Linked DNA regions of Homo sapiens: region 1 is linked to region 2. A link is a contact called in ENCODE Hi-C or POLR2A ChIA-PET data. All regions are on one chromosome and are shown on one strand. The core of a region is the stretch at or near the end of the contact, and the rest is flanking DNA. Distances in the headings are between cores, read along the strand shown.

The links. Hi-C counts contacts between places; a loop is a spot of excess contacts on that map. ChIA-PET counts read pairs that join two places held with the same protein, here RNA polymerase II (POLR2A). Pooled maps may share reads with other maps.
Region 1: a map of B cell shows a loop between it and region 2 (5-fold over the local background). The contact joins the enhancer-like site here to the promoter of ADAM17 in region 2. A Hi-C loop is called at or near these places in 1 of 168 maps with a recorded cell type or tissue (B cell) and 2 of 50 pooled maps. POLR2A ChIA-PET finds 5 or more read pairs at or near these places in 1 of 52 experiments (HEK293).

The regions. Positions count from the first base shown.
Region 1 is chr2:10,740,631-10,747,608 of GRCh38, reverse strand. The region is part of intron 3 of ATP6V1C2 (ATPase H+ transporting V1 subunit C2); the gene reads right to left. It also overlaps the pseudogene RNU7-138P. Among named protein-coding and RNA genes, the nearest start is that of ATP6V1C2, 22 kb to the right of the region's middle. RefSeq lists an enhancer at 2,042-2,101. Within about 2 kb of position 1,933, at least 5 of the 41 ENCODE cell types and tissues checked have a DNase peak (open chromatin) inside an H3K27ac peak, as active enhancers do; they include B cell, where a contact is called at or near this core.
Region 2 is chr2:9,550,753-9,557,541 of GRCh38, reverse strand. ADAM17 (ADAM metallopeptidase domain 17) reads left to right here and starts at 1,712. Exons shown (of 19, transcript NM_003183.6): 1 at 1,712-2,033. The coding sequence starts at 1,937. RefSeq lists silencers at 788-1,082, 1,054-1,273, 1,504-1,793, 2,408-2,702.

The sequences.
Region 1 (6,978 bases), core at 684-3,183, 1.2 Mb before region 2:
AGACTACAGAAATGTGCCACTGTCCCCAGCTTAGAAAGCACACTATTGAGACAAGCGGTGATATCCAAGTGAAATCTGTAGACCGAGTACCAGTATTGCATTCCTGATTTTGATCATCATACTAAAGTTATATAAGAGGATGTCCTTATTTTTAAGAAATACACCCTAAAGTTTTTAGAGGTAAAGGAATATCATGTCTGTAACTTACTGTTGAAGAAGTTCAGAGTTCAGAAAGAGAGACAGAAAAGACAGAAGCAGAGACAAAAACAGAGAGAAAGCAGATGTGGTAAAAGTATATGAAAAGTATGAGAATTCTTTTCTTTTTTTTCTTTCTTTTTTTGAGACTGAGTTTCACTCTTGTTGCCCAAGCTTGAGTGCAATGGTGTGATCTCGGCTCACTGCAACCTCCACCTCCCGGGTTCAAGCAATTCTCCTGCCTCAGCCTCCCGAGTAGCTGGGATTACAGGCATGCACCACCATGACTGGCTAATTTTGTATTTTTAGTAGAGGCGGGGTTTCTTCATGTTGGTCAGGCTGGTCTGGAACTCACAACCTCAAGTGATCCACCTGCCCTGGCCTCCCAAAGCGCTGGGATTGCAGGCGCAAGCCACCGCACCTGGCTGAGAATTCTTTTCATTGTCTTTCATATTTTCTGGAAACTTGAAATTGGTTCAAAATAAAGCATTTAGGCATGTAAAGCATATAACCCCACTTAAAAAATTATGTCAGTATATACCTAAATAAGAATCCTAAAAGAAAAGAAACCAAACTGTTGACACTGGCTATTATCTTCATGGATACAAGAATGGAGACCTGCAATTTCCATGAATTTATGTAATGCTATGTTTTAATTTGTTAAAAACATATTACTTTTGCAAATAGAAAATAAAAGAAACTACGGTTGGGCGGGGTGGCTCATGTCTGTAACCCCAGCACTTTGGAAGGCCGAGGCGGGTGGATCATGAGGTCAAGAGATCAAGATCATCCTGGTCGACATGGTGAAACCACATCTCACTAAAAATACAGAAACTAGCCTGGCGTGCTGGTGGGCGCCTGTAATCCCAGCTACTTCGGAGGCTGAGGCACGAGAATTGCTTGAACCTGGGAGGTGGAGGTTGCAGTGGACTGAGATTGGGCCCCTGCATTCCAGCATGGGTGACAGAGGGAGACTCTGTCTCAAAAAAAAGAAAAAAGAAGAAGAAAAAAAAAAGGAAATAAGAGAAACTGAAAATAAAATAGTAAATCATAACAAAATAAATAATAAATAACTAATAAAAATAAACATAGCGGCATTATTAACAATAGCCAAGGCTGGGCTCAGTGGCTCACACCTGTAATCCCAGCATGTTGGGAGGCCAAGGTGGGCAGATCACTTGAGGTCAGGAGTTTGAGAACAGCCTGGCCCACATGGTGAAACCTCATCTCTACTAAAAATACAAAAATTAGCCGGGTGTGGTGGCACACACCTGTAGTTCCAGCTACTCGGGAGGCTGAGGCAGGAGAATTGCTTAAACCCAGGAGGTGGAGGTCACAAACTCCATCTCAAAAACAAACAAACAAAAATAACCAAAAGGTGGGAGCGACCCAAGCATCCATCAATAGCTGAGTGGATACATAGAATGTGGTGTGTCCATACGATGCGGCACTAGTCAGCCTTAAAAGGAAGGGAATTCTGACATGCTGTAAGACATTGAAGACATCATGCTGAGTAAAATAAGCCAGGCAGAAAAGGTCAAACACTATATGATTTCATTCATAGGAGGTACGTAAAATAGCCTAATTCATACAGAGAGAAAGTAGAAAGGTAGTTGCCAGGGCCTGGGGGAGGAGGAAAGGAGGAGTCACTGTTTAATGAATACAGTTTCAGTTCTTCAAAATGGAAAAAGTCCTGTGGGTGGAGGGTGGTGACGGTTGTAACAGCAGTGTGAACGTACTTAACGCCACTGAACTGTACACTTAAAAATGGTTGGCCGGGCGTGGTGGCTCATGCCTGTAAACCCAGCACTTTAGGAGGCAGAGGTAGGTGGATCACTTGAGATCAGGAATTTGAGACCAGCCTGGCCAACATGGTGAAAACCCGTCTCTACTTAAAATACAAAAATTACCAGGGTGTGTAGTCCCAGCTACTTGGGAGGCTGAGGCAGGAGAATCACTTGAATCAGGGAGGTGGAGGTTGCAGTGAGTTGAGATGGTGCCACTGCACTCCAGCCTGGGCGACAGAGTGAGACTCTGTCTAAAGAAAAAAAAAAACGGTTAAAAAGGTAACAAATAGGCTGGGCACAGTGGCTCATGCCTATAATCCCTGCACTTTGGGAGGTTGAGGTGGGTGGATCACCTGAGGTCAAGAGTTTGAGACGAGCCTGGCCAACATGGTGAAACCCCATCTCTCCTAAAAATACAAAAAAATTAGCTGGGTGTGGTGGCAGGCATCCAGATACTCGGGAGGCTGAGGCAGGAGAATTGCTTGAACCCGGGAGGCAAGGTTGCAATGAACCGAGATTGTGCCATTGCACTCCAGCCTGGGCAACAGGAATGAAATTCCGTCTCAGAAAAAAAAAAAAAAAAAAGAAAATAAATAAACAAATGGTAATAAATGATAAAAATACATTTTAAAGTAATAAACCCATATTCTTAAAAATAGGCCGGGTGCGATGGCTCATGCTTGTAATCCCAGCACTTTGGGAGGCTGAGGCGGGCAGATCACGAGGTCAAGAGATTGAGGCCATCCTGGCCAACATGGTGAAACCCCATCTCTACAAAAAATACAAAAAAATCAGCTGGGCGTGGTGGCGCACGCCTGTAGTCCCAGCTACTCGGGAGGCAGAGGCAGGAGAATTGCTTGAACCCAGGAGGCAGAGGTTGCAGTGAGCCGAGATCACGCCACTGCACTCCAGCCTGGCAACAGAGTGAGACTCTGTCTCAAAAAAAAAAAAAAAAAAGAAAAAGAGAAAAAAAAACCCATCAAGCATGGGGACAATTATTGTAACAGTGAGACCTGTTTATGTAGTTCAAGTGTCAGATACTAGAATTTCCCCTTACGTAGTTCAAGTGTCAGATACTAGAATTTCCCCAAGTTAAACATCTGCAGCATTAAAGGTGAGGAGGCCTGGTCAAATGCTCGTCTATAGGTTCACAGAAGAGCATCAACAAATAGCTCATAAGCGTGAGGAAGAAAGCTCAACCTCACTTGCACAGGAATATCTTTTACACCAATTAGTTCAGTGTATAAAGAAAACTCCTAATACAGCATTGGCAGTCCTTGGGGAAACAGGAGCATCAACGCACTGCTGAGATGAGGTGTTGATTGGTACAGCCTCACTAGAGAGTAATTTTAGAGTATCTATCAAACATTTGCAGGCAAGGGTTGGTTCTGGTGAAAACCAGAAAACCTCCTAGACAAATTCTAAAAAAGCTGTATTGTTTCCTTCGAGACAGGGTCGCACTCTGTCACCCAGGCTGCAGTGCAATGGCGTTACATGGCCCGCTGCAGCCTCAAACTCCTGTGCTCAAGGGACCTTCCTACCTTAGCCTCCCAGGTAGCTGGGACTGCAGGCACACACCACCATGCCTGGTTAAATTTTATTTATTTATTTATTTATTTATTATTATTATTTTTTTTTTTTTTTTGAGACTGAATCTCGCTGTTGCCCAGGCTAGGGTGCAGTGGTACAATCTTGGCTCACTGCAACCTCCGCCTCCGGGTTCCAGCTATTCTCCTGCCTCAGCCTCTCGAGTAGCTGGGATTATAGGTGCCCGCCATCATGCCTGGCTAATTTTTGTATTTTTAGTAAAGATGGGGTTTCACCATGTTAGCCAGGCTGGTCTTGAGCTCCTGACCTCAAGTGATCCACCCACCTCGGCCTCCCAAAGTGCTGGGATTACAGGCGTGAGCCACCTCGCCCGGTCTAATTTATTATTATTATTATTTGTACAGACAGGGCGTCCCTATGGTGCCTAAGCTAGTTTCCAACTCCTGGGCTCAAGCCATCCTTCTGCCTTGGCCTCCCTAGTGCTGGGATTACAGGTGTGAGCCATTGAACTTCCAGAAATGTATTCTTCTGCTATACTGGCTCATGTGCTACAAACACCATATTTTGTGGCAGAATGGTTTGTAATTACAAAAGACAGGAAGCCATTTCAATGTTTGTCAACTAGGGACCCATCTGATATAATGGACCACCAAGAAGTCTCTAAAACAGAATGAGATCAGGTGTGGTGGCTCACACCTGTAATCCCAGCACTTTGGGAGGCCAAGACAGGAGGATCACTTGAGCCCAGGAGTTCGAGATCAGCTTGAGCAACATAGCGAGACCCTGTATCTACCAAATAAATAAATATATATATAAATAAATATTAGCCATGGGTAGTGGGGTGTGCCTGTAGTCCCAGCAACTCAGGAGGGTGAGGCTGGTTGCAGTGAGGAGTGATTGAATCACTGCAGTCCAGCCTGGGCAACAGAGTGAGACCCTGTTTCAAAAAACAAAAAGTCAATCATGGTAATTCAAATAGACAAAGCAGTGAGTAAATAAAGGAGTAAGACAGAGGCGTGCTACTCAGGCCCAGCCCCTTACCTCGATAGTCATCTGGGGAATCCCCAAGGGAAGAAATTGGGTAAGATGGAGTGGGAGGAGTGGGGGGCATTGCCCAGGTGTGAGGCAGGGCAGGTAGGGACTGGAGGCCTTTGGGTGCTGGGCAGGCAGCCTCCAGACACGGGCAAGCTGCGGTGGGGGATCAGGCGAGAAGGGGCCGCCCAGGAGCTTCACAAATCTGCCTGTGGCAGGTCTGTACCGAACGTGCCCTTTCCTTCCTTTCCACAAACACTACGGGGGCACCTCTTAGCCCTGCTGATTTCTAAACCCTGGACCCCAAGGCGTTCAGGGGTGGTAGAATGGCCCTGGGGTAGAGGATGGCTGAAGGGCTTCTATCCCAACGGTGAGGGGGGCTCCTGAGATCTGTCTCCTCTTCTTCCGCACCCACAGCCAGGACATTCCTGCCATGCAGGGCCCCCAGGACTCTTCCAGTCCAGGGGTATGGGGAGAGGAGCAGCCGGCGGGTGCCTAGAAGCCTTGCACCCCAGCAGGAGGGCTGGAATTGGAGGTGAATACTTGAGGCTGCAGATCGCAGGGCCCGAGCAGAGGAGATTCTTATGTAGCCTTAAGACACAGTGTCTCCAGGGTTTCTGCCCTGCAAACTGCACAGGCCGCTCCCTTCTTTGTAGAAGGAAGGGTTGGGTCTCCCACCTCCAGCTCTCCCGCTGAGGAGTAGTGGATACAGGTTCTGAGGATCCTGAGGGCAAGTCTATGCAACACCAAAGAGAAGGCTTTCTCCCTCCCTGGATTTTCTGGAAAATTCTAGCAAACGCAGGATAGAGTTGTTTGGTTGTCAGAAATTACCCAGAAAGGCCAGCGTGGTGACTCACGCCTATAATCCCAGCACTTTGGGAGGCCGAGGTGGGCAGATCGCCTGAGGTCAGGAGTTGGAGACCAGACTGGACAACATGGCCAAACCCTGTCTCTACTAAAAATATAAAAATTAGCTGGGTGTGGTGGTGCGTGCCTGTAATCCCAGCTACTCGGGAGGCTGAGGCAGGAGAACCACTTGAGCCCGGGAAGCGAGATTGCAGCGAGCCAAGATCATGCCATTGCACTCCAGCCTAAGCCACAGGGCGAGACTCCATGGAAGGAAGGAAGGAAGGAAGGAAGGAAGGAAGGAAGGAGGGAAGGAGGGAGGGAGGGAGGAACCCAGATGCCTGGGAAGAGCGCAACCAGGTTACACGGCAGGATCGGAGGGAGGGCATCTGGGAGCTTCTCTTTGCCCCCAGAAAACCACTAAGGATTTATATCTGAATGCTCCACACACAAAGCCAAGGCCCTTAGAGCTGAGGAAATGGAGTGCACAGAGGCCCAGAAGCTTGCCCCAGGTCACTTCACTGGTGGCCACATGTCAGCTGGTCCTGACCCCCAGCCTTCCCCTAAAGCCAGTCTCCATCCGTGAAAGCAGGTGCTAGCATGCCCGCTCTGGATAACCCAAAACCCCAGGCCCGCCAGTGCCCGGCCACTGTCAGAGTACCTTGATGAGAGGGGCCACCTGCCCTAGCCTCACTCCTGCAGCCACACAAGAGGGGCCCCCACACCTGAGAGGGGAGGCCCAGAAGCTTCCAGGGGGACCCTGTGTTCCCTGCCTCCCCTGGTGACTCAGGAGCCCCTGGGCACCTCACCCCATCCTTTGTCTCTCTACTTCCTCCTCCACCAAGGGACAATGAAATCGTCATGCCCTGCAGCAAAGTCACCAGGAAAATGTGACTCCACAGCAATTAAGTGATTTTCTTTTCACAAAAACAAAGGTCCAGTGAGGCTCACTAGGAGGCTCCCCCTGGGGACTCTGGACACAGACACACCATGCTTTAAATTCCAACTTGGCTTCACAGAAACTGGAAGTTTAAATAACGAGCTGATCTTTAGCTCTTTAGAGGGGCTCCCCTCTGCATACAGTTGTGTAGAGCCACCCAGCAAAGTTACTCTTGTCACTAAGAACGGAATTCTCATTGGCCAAGCTGGCATTATAGAGTCACCCACATGCGGTCCAGACAGTAATGCTCTACCCTCTTCAAAAAGCCAATTTCAGCTGGGTGTGGTGGCTCACGCCTGTAATCCCAGCACTTTGGGAGGCCAAGGCGGGCGGATCACCTGAGGTCGGGAGTTTGAGACCAGCCTGGCCAACATGGTGAAACCCCGTCTCTACTAAAAATGCAAAAATTAGCCGGGCCTGGTGGCACACATCTATAATCCCAGCTACTTGGGAGGCTGAGGCAGCAGAATCACTTGAACCTGGGAGGCAGAGGTTGCAGTGAGCTGACACAGCGCCACTGCACTCCAGCCTGGGCGACAAGAGTGAGATTTGGTCTCAAAAAATGAAAAAGAAAGTTTTCCCCTTGGAAGGAACAGGTAAGGAGGACCTGAACTCAGCTCCCAGAGAAGT
Region 2 (6,789 bases), core at 463-2,962:
CCTGTAATCCCAGTTACTTGGGAGGCTGAGACAGGAGAATCGCTTAAACCTAGGAGGTGTTCAGTCGGTTGTAGTGGGCCAAGATCACGCCATTGCACTCCAGCCTGGGCAATAAGAGCGAAACTCTTTCCCCCACCACCCCCCCCCAAAAAAAAGAAAAGAAAATGGATCGGGATTTTTTTTTTAAACGGCATTTACTAAACAGCTAAGTACCTTCTATGAGCAAGGCACTGTACAAGAGCTGTTGGGGATACCAAAATAATACAATCTACGATCTACTAAAGTTACAAGCCGGACATTATGGTGACTGGATGTTCAGAAAAGAAACCAGATGACATTATTATGGTACACCAAAAAAGCCCCCCAAAAACCGTACTCAACTGTCACATTCTTATGGAATACAATTTTTACAGATTGTATACAATTTGCATGTGAAATTCTGCTTACTTTTTGACTAGGTATGCCACTAATGGGTATGTTTAATAAAGATATTTTATACTTCAGATGTACAGACCAGGTCCGGTTAATTTTAGCCAACAATGTATTGTTGAAAAAGACGCTGATATTTTACTGCGGCAAACCACCATTAACATAAATTTTAACCACAGTTTGAGTATTTTATTAGGAATAAGCCTTGAAACTTGAATAGGACTAGTATTCCTAACAATTTACCGTTTCATAATAAAGGCTGTCTCACTCTTAAGTGGAAAACGTATTATGTCCTACTTTTATAAACTTTGGTTGAACTAAATAAAACAGCAACATGTACCCAACGTTTTTAGACTGTTTTATTCAGTACCATAAACATTCACTAAACTATACAGAGCTAAAATCATGCAAAAGATTGCAAAACAAACTGCCTTGGGAAATTTCCAGTCTAAGCTAAATGGACCAAGTATAGGATTGAATTTTAAGAAGTTGGTGGGAAGATTCCAGCTCTTGTACTCACAGGTAAGGTCCTAGGATTCTATTTGTTGAAGTGTCTGCAGACCCTCTCCCTACAGCAGGGGCGTGGAGCAAATGTGCATTCAGGAAGTGCTTATTAGTCCCCCCAAAACCTTTTTCGTGACGACAGACGGATGGAGGCCTCAGACGACTCCGGCAGTAGGACCCTGAACCAAATGCCTGAGCTGCGCTCGAAAGGCTCGTCTCGCAGGAGCTGGCGAGTGGCACGGGCTTCGGTGGCCGGGCTCGGGGCTCGGGGCTCGGGGCCCGGGGCCGGGGGGGGCGGGGGGTCCGTGCCCAGGGCACTCTGTGGCTCGATTCATGTCCCCGCCCTCCCACCTGAGCACACTGGGCAGAGAGCCTGCGGCATCGGGCCAGTCGCGCCTCCTCGTCCGCCCTGGGCAGGTCGCTGGGCCCCAGGCCGCTTTCTACAGCTCCTTTAATAAAATGGACAGCAGGGGTCCTAACCAGACGTGGGCATCAAGACAAAGGAGGCGGCCAGACGCGCTTGAGGGCCTGCTCGCTAGCTCCCGCCCCCCCATTCCGCGGTCACCCGGGGACAGAGGCCAGGCCGGACTGGGTGGAGTTGGGACTCATACGTCTGCGTCCAGGAAGGCGCCGGGCGAGCCCCAGCTAGACGTGACGGGCGGGGCCGAACACGGCAGCGGACCAGAGGCCCGCGGCGCACCGGCGTGGGGCGGGGCAAGCGGAGCCTCCCGGGATGCCGCGCGGCAGCCGGCTTCCGGCTGTGGGTGGTGCGGGGGACAGCGGCGGCCGGAAGCTGGCTGAGCCGGCCTTTGGTAACGCCACCTGCACTTCTGGGGGCGTCGAGCCTGGCGGTAGAATCTTCCCAGTAGGCGGCGCGGGAGGGAAAAGAGGATTGAGGGGCTAGGCCGGGCGGATCCCGTCCTCCCCCGATGTGAGCAGTTTTCCGAAACCCCGTCAGGCGAAGGCTGCCCAGAGAGGTGGAGTCGGTAGCGGGGCCGGGAACATGAGGCAGTCTCTCCTATTCCTGACCAGCGTGGTTCCTTTCGTGCTGGCGCCGCGACCTCCGGATGACCCGGGCTTCGGCCCCCACCAGAGACTCGGTAAAGACCCAGGGGAGTTGGCTTAGGCCGGCGCCTGGAGCGCTCGTTTGAGGGAAGAGCAGGGGAGCTGGGTCTATCAGGTGTTTGGGGGCGGGGTATTGGCGATGGTGGCGCGTCCCTAAGTTTTCAGTGTAGAAGGGGGTGTGGCTCTCGGAGTTTGGGGAAAGAATAAAGGAGATGGGCCTGTCTCTGAGTGGGAAAGGGCTACTGGACGGGCTCCATGTAGTGACTGAGCGCCTGAGAGGGGTTTGCTCCCTAGCTTTGTGTTCGGGGAGGGTGTTGGGAAAGCGGTAAGGAGTAGGGTGGCTGGATCTTGTTTGGAGAGGGAGATGTGGTCAGGGTTCTTGCCTTAGTAGGGAACAAATCTAGTGTTGTGTGTTCCTACCAGAGCCAGAAAGGAAGGGCCCAAAGCTCCAGAATTCTTCCTGGTCCTCGAAGGAGGGAACTAGAATTTCTGCTGTAGGAGGTACTTATGCAGTAATCTCGTTGGGAGGCGGAGACTGGAGTTGGAGTCTTAAGAGTTGTGTTTTTGCGAACATCCTAAGCACGTTCTTGGTTATTTCAATTGTAGCTTATTGGAGGTGCTTGGGAGATGGGGGGAGGCGGAAACCTGGTAAGCCAACTCGTGATGCTGCCACTATGAATGCTTTCCTTGCACTTTTAAACAAAGAAATTATCAAGAGTGACGAGTTTGATGAATTTAGAGGCTAGAAAGTAGAGGGTTCCTATTTCATTAGATTTTCCAGAGAGATTGGATTTTAAGGATGGAGATGCATTAAGGGATCTGAACTTTGGTGGAAGTAAGTTTGCGTGAACTTTTAGTGTATTTTAAAATCCTTTTATCTTTCAAAAATTGACGTGTAAGATACTTTAATTAGTAATAAAGTGTGAAATAATGTTTTCCCAGTGTGTGAAATTGTAGGCTTGCATGGTTGTACTGGTTCCCAAATTTCACCATGATACCATGTGTAGTATTTTTTTTCTTTATATTTAGTGGACAGAAATTGTAATGGATTGGTATGGATACTAAAGGTGTTGAGAGTGTTATCACTTGAACAGCTGTCTTATGATTCTTTCCGATTGAAATGGATTACAAGTGACTAATGAAAGGCAAGGGATCTTGTTAGGAAGTGCTGAGAAGTGGTAAGTCAGTACAAATTGAAGGACATTTTGAGGTAGGATTGTGGTTAGGATGGAGGGATAGGGTAAGGGTCTTCATTTTAAGGATAAATGTTAGTAAAAAGAATAAATATGTATTTTGAGATATTAAAATTATATTTGCACCACCCTGACACAACTGTTTCACTTATGTTATTAATCTGTTGTTCGTAGGTAAAAATAAGCATGAGTCCCAAGGAAGCATACAGTTTAAAGAGAAACATTACTTTCTAGATCAATTCATAACATTTGCAGATCGTAAGGTTTTTTAGACCATTTTTTTTTTCCAAGACAGAGTCTTGCTCTGTTGCCCAGGCTGGAGTGCAGTGGCGCGATCTCAGCTCACTGCAACCTCCGCCTCCCGGGGTTCAAGCAGTTCACCTGCCTTAGCCTCCTGAGTAGCTGGGATTACAGGCATGTGCCACCACGCCCAGCTAATTTTTGTATTCCTAGTAGAGACGGGGTTTCACCATGTTGGCCAGGCTGGTCTAGAACTCTTGACCTCGTGATCCGCCCACCTGGGCCTCCCTAAGTGCTGGGATTACAGGCATGAACCACCGCTCCTGGCCCATGTGTTTGTTTTTTATTTGCAAAATGCAGACCACCTGTGCCAGAAGAATGCATAGACTTTTCTTTTTTCTTTTCTTTTCTTTTTCTTTCTTTTTTTTTTTTTTTGAGGCAGTGTTTTGCTCTTGTTGCCCAGGCTGGAGTGCAATGGCGTCATCTCAGCTCACCACAACCTCCGCCTCCCGGGTTCAAGCAATTCTCCTGCCTCAGCCTCCCAAGTAGCTGGGATTACAGGCATGTGCCACCACGTCCGGCTAATTTTTTGTATTTTTAGTAGAGATGGGGTTTCTCCATGTTATTCAGGCTGGTCTCGAACTCCTGACCTCAGGTGATCAGCACACCTCGGCCTCCCAAAGTGCTGGGATTAAAGGCTTGAGCCACCAGGCCCGGCCTCTTTTTTTTTTTTTAAACGAAATATTTGAAGGACACACAAGTATTATACGTGGCATTGGAAATACAAAGATCAGACGATATCCATCTTCAAATGGTTATAGCATAGGGAAATAGACATTCATTTAGGACACTTCTAAAACAGCATAGAGGAGAGTGCTAGAGTACGTTATAGCAAGTGTTATCACCAAATGAATCTTAGAGATCAAGTCTAGTTTTCAAATAAAGGAGGAGGAAAATGAGTCTCAGGAAGATGCTGTCAGTTGTCAATGATGAACATAGGCCTTGTGGGTATTTTTCTTTTGAAGAATGACTTTTTTTTTCAGTTTGTTTGACAGCTTACAATATAATTTGTTACTTAACCTTACCATTAGATTGAGTTGGTCAAGACTAGCAAATAGTTTCATAGTTGAAAAACATGCTTTATTATTTATTTTTTATGTTTATTGTCCTACAAATACTACTATATTGCAGTACTCAATATCGATTAGGCATATGACAACATTTTTCTGAAAGGCAAAAAATACCTAATAAAATGAAGCCTGGTTTTTAGAGTCCTCTATGGGTCACCAAAAATGATTTCAATTGAACTGTTATGAATTGCATAATTTAGGAAAGTTATGAGTCATATGAGCTTAGTCATGATGATATCTTGTTGAAGTTGCAGCTGGGGTGTATAAGTCTCACTTTGATTTCAAAATCGTTTTCCCTTTGTGTTACTTTTAATAAAAGAGGATGTAGTGGGTGGGAGGAAAAAATATAGGTCACAGATGAGGGATGAGAAAGTTTGTATCTGAAACATGTATTTTCAAATTTACCTTGAGGTTATTGGCATGGGGATTCTCCATATTGCAGTGCTGATTTCATTATTGACAGCACCATTTTACTCAGTATTTTGACATCTGGCTTTCTCTTTTGATGTTAATTTTGCTTACTGGCTGCATTCCTTTGAAACCTAAATGCTTAACTGCCCTAACTGCTCCAAGGGAGATTTAATGTAACTCTGCTTTATATTAGTCTAAGAGATAAACCATATTTCAAGAGTAGAATGGAGAGGAATTAAGCAGATAATTGTGATGGGGAAACTGGAGAGATCCTTTTGACTTTCACAGGATTTCCTAGAACATTAAATATAGGTTTCCTCCAAGGCCAATTGTGGTTGATTTTTGGATCCTTCACCATTTTCTATTTGTGAGATAATAAGTGTATACAGCTGGAAGTGTAATGTGAAGAAAGTCTGAAAAAGATTGATAGGAAAGGAGGACAGGAATGGGCTTCATTGAGGTAACGGAAGTGAAATGAAAGGCTTTTCATATATGGGTTGAGCATCCCTAATCTGAAATGCTCCAAAATTTGAAACTTTTTGAATGCTGGCATGACAGCACACATTACCCCTAACACACGATTTTTTCACTGTTAGTGGTATATTTTTTACTGTGTAGTACTTATGTGTGAATAGGTATAACAAAACGATTACTTATTGTAGCATGTAAAATCAGTCAGGAATGATGGTGATGCCAGACAACCACAGATTATTTATGTGGGTGGCCGAGACAGTGACACCTTTGCTTTCGAATGCTTCGTTGTACACAAACTTTTTTTCATGCAAAAAAAGTTACTTAAAAATATTGTTTAGGCCAGGCGCGGTGGCTCATGCCTGTAATCCCAGCACTTTGGGAGGCCGAGCTGGGTGGATCACGAGGTCAGGAGATCGAGACCATCCTGGCTAACATGGTGAAACCCTGTCTGTACTAAAAATACAAAAAATTAGCCAGGTGTGGTAGCAGGCGCCTGTAGTCCCAGCTACTCGGGAGGCTGAGGCAGGAGAATGGTGTGAACCTGGGAGGTGGAGCTTGCAGTGAGCCGAGATCGCGCCACTGCACTCCAGCCTGGGCGACAGAGCAAGACTCCATCTCAAAGTAAGTGAATAAATGAAACATAAATGAATTTTATATTTAGACTTGGGTCCCATCCCCAAGATACCTCATTATGTATATGCAAATATTTCAAAATTTAAAAAATTCTGATGAATGAAACACTTCTGGTCTCAAGCATTTTGGATAAGGGATGCTCAATCTGTATCTCTTTATTTACTCCTAAAATCAGCCAAGGAAATGGGCATCTCTCCGTTCCCCCCCTTCCTTTTTTTTTTTTCTTTGTTGTTACATGAGTTGTACTGGTTTCACTTCATTTGACAGTGTTCTGCTAATGACTAGACGTGTATCTCTGACCTGGACTTGTTCTCTGGAGTTCATATTCAGCTGCCCATTTGGCACTTCAAATATAACATGTCCAAAATTAGTTACCTTTTTTTTTTTTTTGAGACAGAGTCTCACTGTCACCCAGGCTGGAGCGCAGTGGCGCAATCTTGGCTTACTGCAACCTCCACTTCCCAGGTTCAAGTGATTCTCGTGCCTCAGCCTCACGAATAGCTGGGATTACAGGTGTCCCCCACCACGCCTGGCTAATTTTTTTTTTTTTTTTTTTTTTGTATTTTTAGTAGAGATGGGGTTTCATCATATTGGACAGGCCTGTGTTGAACTCCTGACCTCTGGTGATCCACCTGCCTCAGCCTCCCAAAGTGCTGGGATTACAGACGTGAACCACTGCCCCAGCCAGTTACCTATTCTTTTGATTACAA